Linked DNA regions of Mus musculus: region 1 is linked to region 2. A link is a contact called in ENCODE Hi-C or POLR2A ChIA-PET data. All regions are on one chromosome and are shown on one strand. The core of a region is the stretch at or near the end of the contact, and the rest is flanking DNA. Distances in the headings are between cores, read along the strand shown.

What was found. Hi-C counts contacts between places; a loop is a spot of excess contacts on that map. ChIA-PET counts read pairs that join two places held with the same protein, here RNA polymerase II (POLR2A).
Region 1: a loop to region 2 is called in a map of v-Abl transformed pro-B cells, with 2.6 times the contacts of the local background. The contact joins the promoter of Faf2 here to the enhancer-like site in region 2. A Hi-C loop is called at or near these places in 1 of 37 maps with a recorded cell type or tissue (v-Abl transformed pro-B cells). POLR2A ChIA-PET finds 5 or more read pairs at or near these places in 1 of 5 experiments (embryonic stem cell).

Annotation. Positions count from the first base shown.
Region 1 is chr13:54,620,271-54,623,290 of GRCm38, reverse strand. It overlaps Faf2 (Fas associated factor family member 2), which reads right to left and starts at 1,507. Exons shown (of 11, transcript NM_178397.3): 1 at 1,388-1,507. The coding sequence starts at 1,450.
Region 2 is chr13:54,113,196-54,116,414 of GRCm38, reverse strand. No RefSeq gene overlaps it. Among named protein-coding and RNA genes, the nearest start is that of Gm52069, 25 kb to the right of the region's middle. Within about 2 kb of position 1,539, at least 1 of the 3 ENCODE cell types and tissues checked has a DNase peak (open chromatin) inside an H3K27ac peak, as active enhancers do.

The DNA of each region.
Region 1 (3,020 bases), core at 258-2,757, 510 kb before region 2:
AAAACTGAGATTATAGTCTCAGGCCACACCCACTGATGCTACTTCTTACAATTCATAGCCATCTGTAAGACAGGGCCTGTTACAGTATGGACCCTTTAGGGCTGTGCATTCAAAAAGCTAACATGCTTTAGTCAAGTTCTCACGACATCACAAATATTTAGTGGGCGGTGTCTGGCATTAAGGCTTAGCATAAAAAGTGCTAAAAAAAATCAATATTTAGCACATTTCCTATTAGAAAATGAGTTCTATTGACTTCAATTTATCTGGAAAATGATTATTAATAGTAACAACTGTTTAGGCACATTTTACAGTTTACAAAGTTGTCTTCTTCTTCTTTTTTTTTTTTTGTTTTTTTTTTTTTTGTTTTTTGTTTTTTCGAGACAGGGTTTCTCTGTGTAGCCCTGGCTGTCCTGGAACTCACTCTGTAGACCAGGCTGGCCTCGAACTCAGAAATCCCCCTGCCTCTGCCTCCCGAGTACTGGGATTAAAGGCGTGCGCCACCACTGCCCGGCCCCAAAGTCTTCTAAATACCGTGTAACACCCATAAACTCAGTTTACCTCCTAAAACATCCGCAAGGGAATAGACATTTTGAAGTTATATGTAAGAACTAAGGATACGGCTAATGCCATGGTTACCACCACCCGGGTGGCATCCTCCCACCAGACCCTCCACCTGATTAAAGTGCTTAGAGCCTTTTTTTTTTTAAAACAAAACAAAACAAAACCAGAAACATCCACTTAATGGGGCGGGTCCTGCAGGTTGCCACCCTCCTCAAGCAGAGTCAGCCGTTCAGGAGCAAGCCGAAGGGCAACAAATCCAGTCAGAGGCCTTCGATGATACTTCATGTTACATTGTTTCCTCCAGAGGCGTCCTCCCACATTTCTAGGGCAGGTGCCAGGTCTGTGTGTGGGCGCTTCTTTTCCCCACTACAACCACCCAACACGAGCCCTAGGGACCACCGAGAGACCCCCAGCAAGCGTCGGTGAATAACATGGGATGGTGGTGGTCTGCGGTCCAGCCCTGCAAGCTGATGCCAACTCTGCGATTGGGGATCTGAGTTATCTCTAGCACATCCCCACCAATCGATGGGCGGAGAGGGTCTGGCGGGTTAATCAGGCCGGCAAGGATTGCAGACCAGCGACGCTACGGGAAATCAAGGCAGCTGACCCACTGTGGTCGAGCCCGGCTAGCAGAGGTGGCTGGAAGGCTGAGGACCCACAGAGGTTGGGCGCCGGGGAAATCCGGGCAGTTGGCGTCTGGGGGGGAGGGGGCCGCCTGCGGGTTTGAAACTGGTCCCAACCCCAACCTGAGGATGGTTTTGCGCTCCTCTAGGGTCCCACTCCCCATCCCGCGGCGGCCTGGGCTGCACCGAGAACTCGCTGCTACCTGAAACTGCAGCAGCTTCTCGGTCTGCTCCTGAGTTAGATCCTGCTCCTCAGGCGCCGCCATTTTGCCGCCGCCTCTACGCTCCTGACCCGTCCGCACCGTCACCCGCCGGAAGTGATCTCAGGTGTAACCACTTCCGGCCTGAACCGCCGCCGGGACTCAACTGCGTCTGCGCGCGCTAACTCGCGGGCACCCTCCCCGCCCCCTTCCGAATCTCGCCACCAGAGGGCGACGTTCGCGTGTCTAGGCCGAACAATTCAGGACCCTGCCGATCTATCTCCCAAAGATCTAAAATTGATGAAAAGATGACAGACCCCAGAGGGTCAGTGTACCTCCAGGAGCTCGAGAGAGTCCCGCAATTTGGCTGCTCCTTAACCGTTTTTTTAAATTATCTACGATATTCTTGAAGATTTCTCAGGAAACGATTGCTTTCACGAAATAGCGCCAGTTTGATACTTAATCCTTTCATAAAGTTGGTCTGCCTTATTAGGGGAAACAGTGGTGAGGCTTTGTTGTCTCTTGCTAGGAGTGTCTGTAACCAGGTTAATGGTGCTTCCCAGACACTCAGCTCTGTACCTCGTCCAACCTCATGCCCAGGCCACTCGCCCTTCATCCCTTTGACAGACCAAAGATAAGATAGTTGGTCTGAGTCAAGGAAACTTGACTTTAAGTGTGTATGATTCCTTGCATACGAAGGGTATCCTGGAGCAAGCCACCTAGACTCTGTTACTTTTGGTTGAACGCGATTGACTTAAAGCCTGCCCATTCCTCCTTTGCCTTTTCCTGGGCACACTGCGGTGGCCAAGACTTGAAGATCTTGAACTCAAGAGCAACCTGCACTACATAATGAGACCGTGTGTCAAAACGACAACAATCAAAGGAACAACACACACACACACACACACACACACACACACCCCGAGTGCATTTTATTCCTAACCTTTAGGCCCTTCTTAGCCTAATATTGTCCAATAAAAACGTGAGCCACACGAGCAATTTTTTAATAGCAGCCATACTAGGGAGAAGTGATGTTCTGCTGATGGGAAACTAAATTATTAGTTCATCCATTACAGAAATCAGAATAAAGACTCCCCTCACAATTAGTTAGAACTGTTATACAACCCAGCTACACCAGTTCTGGTGCACACTTCCAAGAGTCAAAGTCAGTTTACTATAGACATACCTGTAATTCACATACTTACTGATATGCACAATAAATCATAGACTCAGCCTAAGTGTCTACCAGTAGATGAGTGGACAAAAAAAAAAAAAAAAGTCTGTATATAGCAGGGCATGGCAGCACATACCTTTAATCCCAGTACTCAGTTGGTAGAGGCAGGTGGATCCCTGAGTTCCAGGTCAGCCTGGTCTACAAATCAAGTTCCAGAACAGCCAGGGCTACACAGGGGAAACCCAGTCTCAAAAACAAAACAAAATTCTAGCACTGGAGAGATGGCTCAGCAGTTAAGAGCATTGTCTATTCTTCCAGAGGACTTAAGTTCAGTTCCCAGCACCAACATGGCAGCTCGAAAAAGTCTAAAACTCCAGTTCCAGACATTCATAGGTGCAGGGAAAACAACAATGCACTTAAAATAAAAAAGTTTGCCAGGCGGTGGTGGCACACGCCTTTAAT
Region 2 (3,219 bases), core at 290-2,789:
CCTTGAACTCAGAAATTCACCTGCCTCTGCCTCCCAAGTGATGGGATTAAAGGCATGCGCCACCACGCCCAGCTTTCAGGATATCTTGATGTTTAACATGGGAACAGAGACTGGCCCTGTCCATCTGGACACTGGCAGAAGGTAGGCTGAGGGCTGGGCCTGGGAGGAGGTGACTGTGGCAGGCACCAGTGTGGTGGGCAGGGTACTCTGCTCAGAGCTCTCTCTGTGTCATGGTGGCTGGTGGGTCTTTTACTTGTTGTGATTCCCCCACCTGCGAGGTGGCCATTTCTAAAGTCATTCACAGGGCTCATGAGGGATGAAATGAAGTGTTCTCTAGGGAGGAATAAGCTGAATTTCTGCACAATGGGGCTCATTGATGGGCGAGAACTACATGAGAGAGAACACATGTTAGTAAGCTCTGCACTGTGCTGGACAGAGTGCAACTGTGTGGGCCTTAATCTGCTTCCTAGCATTGCCAGAACCACGGAACGATTTCTGGTACGTTCCTGTTACTAGAAGTTCTCAGCCAGAGATGCATCTTAAAATAGGCTCCCAGTGCTTAAAAATTCCAGTCCCCAGCCTAAGCTCTCACTGAGAGAGGTTTGGAAGGGACCGGAGGACAAGACCCCTTTAATGGACACGACCCCTTTAATTCCCTCTCAAATGAACTTGGAATGAAACTTGGGATTAAAAATGCGTGCTGTCTACATACTCAAACAGCGAGTGCTCTAATGCTCAGTCAACTTTCAGTGATGTCCCATTGCTGTCAGTCTCTGTCCTTGTCCCTCCAGATCACACCTCCCCAACCTCTGGCTCTGTTCTCAGATGGATGGAATTGGACCTGCCTCCTCCAGATTTTGCTGGGAGACTCTAAGCACGTGGAGATTCCTTTGTTTCTCACGCTAAGTTCACAGCACACTGCCTTTTCCTCTGTAGCAACCCTACTTCACGTAGGGGCTTCATTTCCCTCTCCCTCCTCCTCTTCCTCCTCATCACCTCCTTCTCCTCCTCTTCTCCATCCTCCTCTCTGTCCTCCTCCTCCTCCACCTCTCCTTCCTCCTCCCCTTCTCCTCTTCATCCTTCTCCCCTTCTCTTCTCCATCTTTCTCCTCCTCCACTCTATCCTCCTCCCTCCACCTCTCTGTCCTCCTCTCTGCCCTCCTCCTCCTCCTTCTCCTTTCCCTCCTCCTCCATTACGACCACTACCAGCTCCCACCACCAGCACCACCACCACCTTCTTTGATGTCTCCTGGCCTGTTCCACTTTCTCTGTCCTCACCCCCACAGTCCCCTTAAAGCTTCTCACCCTTCCTCACCCCACATGGCTCCTCTCTGAAAGTGGATTCCCAGCCCTTCCTTCCTCATCTGAAATTGTTATTCAGAGTCCGTACCACGGGGTTGGGCCCGTTCTTATTTCAATAGAACCGGTATTTTCCTCTCTATTTTTAGTTTTAAAAGGCTGTTCTCTCATATTACCATCTTTGTCAGAGCCACTGCTTCTGTAGTCAGCATTTTCATTATCAGAGTAGCGCACAGTCTACTAGAAAAAGGGATGAGAACAGAGCCTGGCTGGTGACTGCTGTCAGCCCTGTTGGATCTACGCTCCTGGCCCTGAAGGCAGCAGGATGGCTTTCCGGGACCACCCAAACGAAGCTCCTGGAAGCAGCGTGGGAGCTTTTCCATTTAGATGTTATTATAGAGGAAAAGGCCAAGGGATTGGGGGACACAAACAGGCCACTGGCCCAGGGTTCCCTGGGAATATTAATGTTCAGACTGCTCAGTGGAACAGATTGGCCCATATTAAAGATGAGGAGATAGGCTCTGAGAAGAGGCTCACCGAAGCAGTGGCAGCGCCAGGCTGTGAAGGAAGCCCAGGGTTGAGGCTGAAGCCGTGCCGTCTCAGGTGCTCAGAGCTCCCAGGACCGGGATTCGTGGGCTTTTTCCTAAGCTGCTGCATGCTGCTCTGATCTCTAGGTCTTGGCATAGTTTCCCTTCCTGGTGATCTCCGCGCCCATTGGGGATGGCTCAAAAGGCTTGCTGGGGGCACTCCCACTCTGTCCCCTTTCACAAAAAGTTCAATGCTCATTCTCTGAGCTCCTGGAATACCATCAGCTCTGGTGGCACAGAGGTCAAGGGCAGAGCCCTGCCCACCTTAGTCTGGGGTGTGACCATGCCTTTCTCTTACTTTCGCTGAAGACCCCCTTTTACAATGTACCCCAAAGAAATGCACATGGGGAGGATTCCATCCTGCCCACGGACTCCAACAACAGCAATAGCTACTGCTGGGGGAATTGTGTCTTTCTTCCAAGCCTTTAGGACCACCTGCTTAAGCTTGGGACTAGCCTGCAGCCTCTTGCCACCAGCAGGCAGCTCCTGGAAGCATCTAGCATCAGCCTTGAGATCTTGCAGGCAATGCTGCTCTCTGGTGTCACTTCACAGTACTGCCGTTCCTCTCTGGTCCGGAGCTGGGATTGCAAACCCTGGCGCAGGCCTGACAAGGAGATGTGAGATAGGAGTCTCTCATTGGCCTGAGGCTAGGCCAGGCTGCCTGCCAGTGAGCCCCAAGAGATCTGCTGGTCTGTGTCTCTCCAGTTCTGGGTTACAAGTGATCACCGGTTGTTGCACCCAGCTTTTTTATGCAGACACTGGGGATTGAACTTAGGTCTTCATTACTTTAGGACACTTTATCTCTTCAACCTCAGATTTACAGAGGTCTCTGCTTCCTGAGTGCTAAGAACAAAAGTAAGTACTATTGTGCTCTACTGTAGAATTATTTTTCAATAGCAATGAACATGTCCTGAGTTCGAGAAACAGAAAAGAGGGGAAAAAGTAAACCTCAGGCCAGCGTCGGTCTTAGTGCCCAGTGGCAGCCTTTCTTCTCTGCTTAGTGCACACTGTGACAGTCAACTGAAATGTACCAATATGTCTATTTTGCAAGACTTTAAAAAATACTAAAGGACTTGCGTTCTAATGTCTTTGATTACTCCTATAACAGTGCATGCCTATTATCTTTTGCTAGGAAATATCTCGCCATCCTCTGGGAACGTCCTCCAACCTCTCTGCCACCCCAGTCCCTTACCTGCTTCCCCAACATACTCAGTTCACACGGCTCGCATGGGAGAAGCCAGAGAGCATATTTCCATGGGATTGATTTGTAGAACTAAAGTGGTTAACAAGGAGGCATGAAAGTTTTATAAAATGTCATCAGATACTGTCAGACT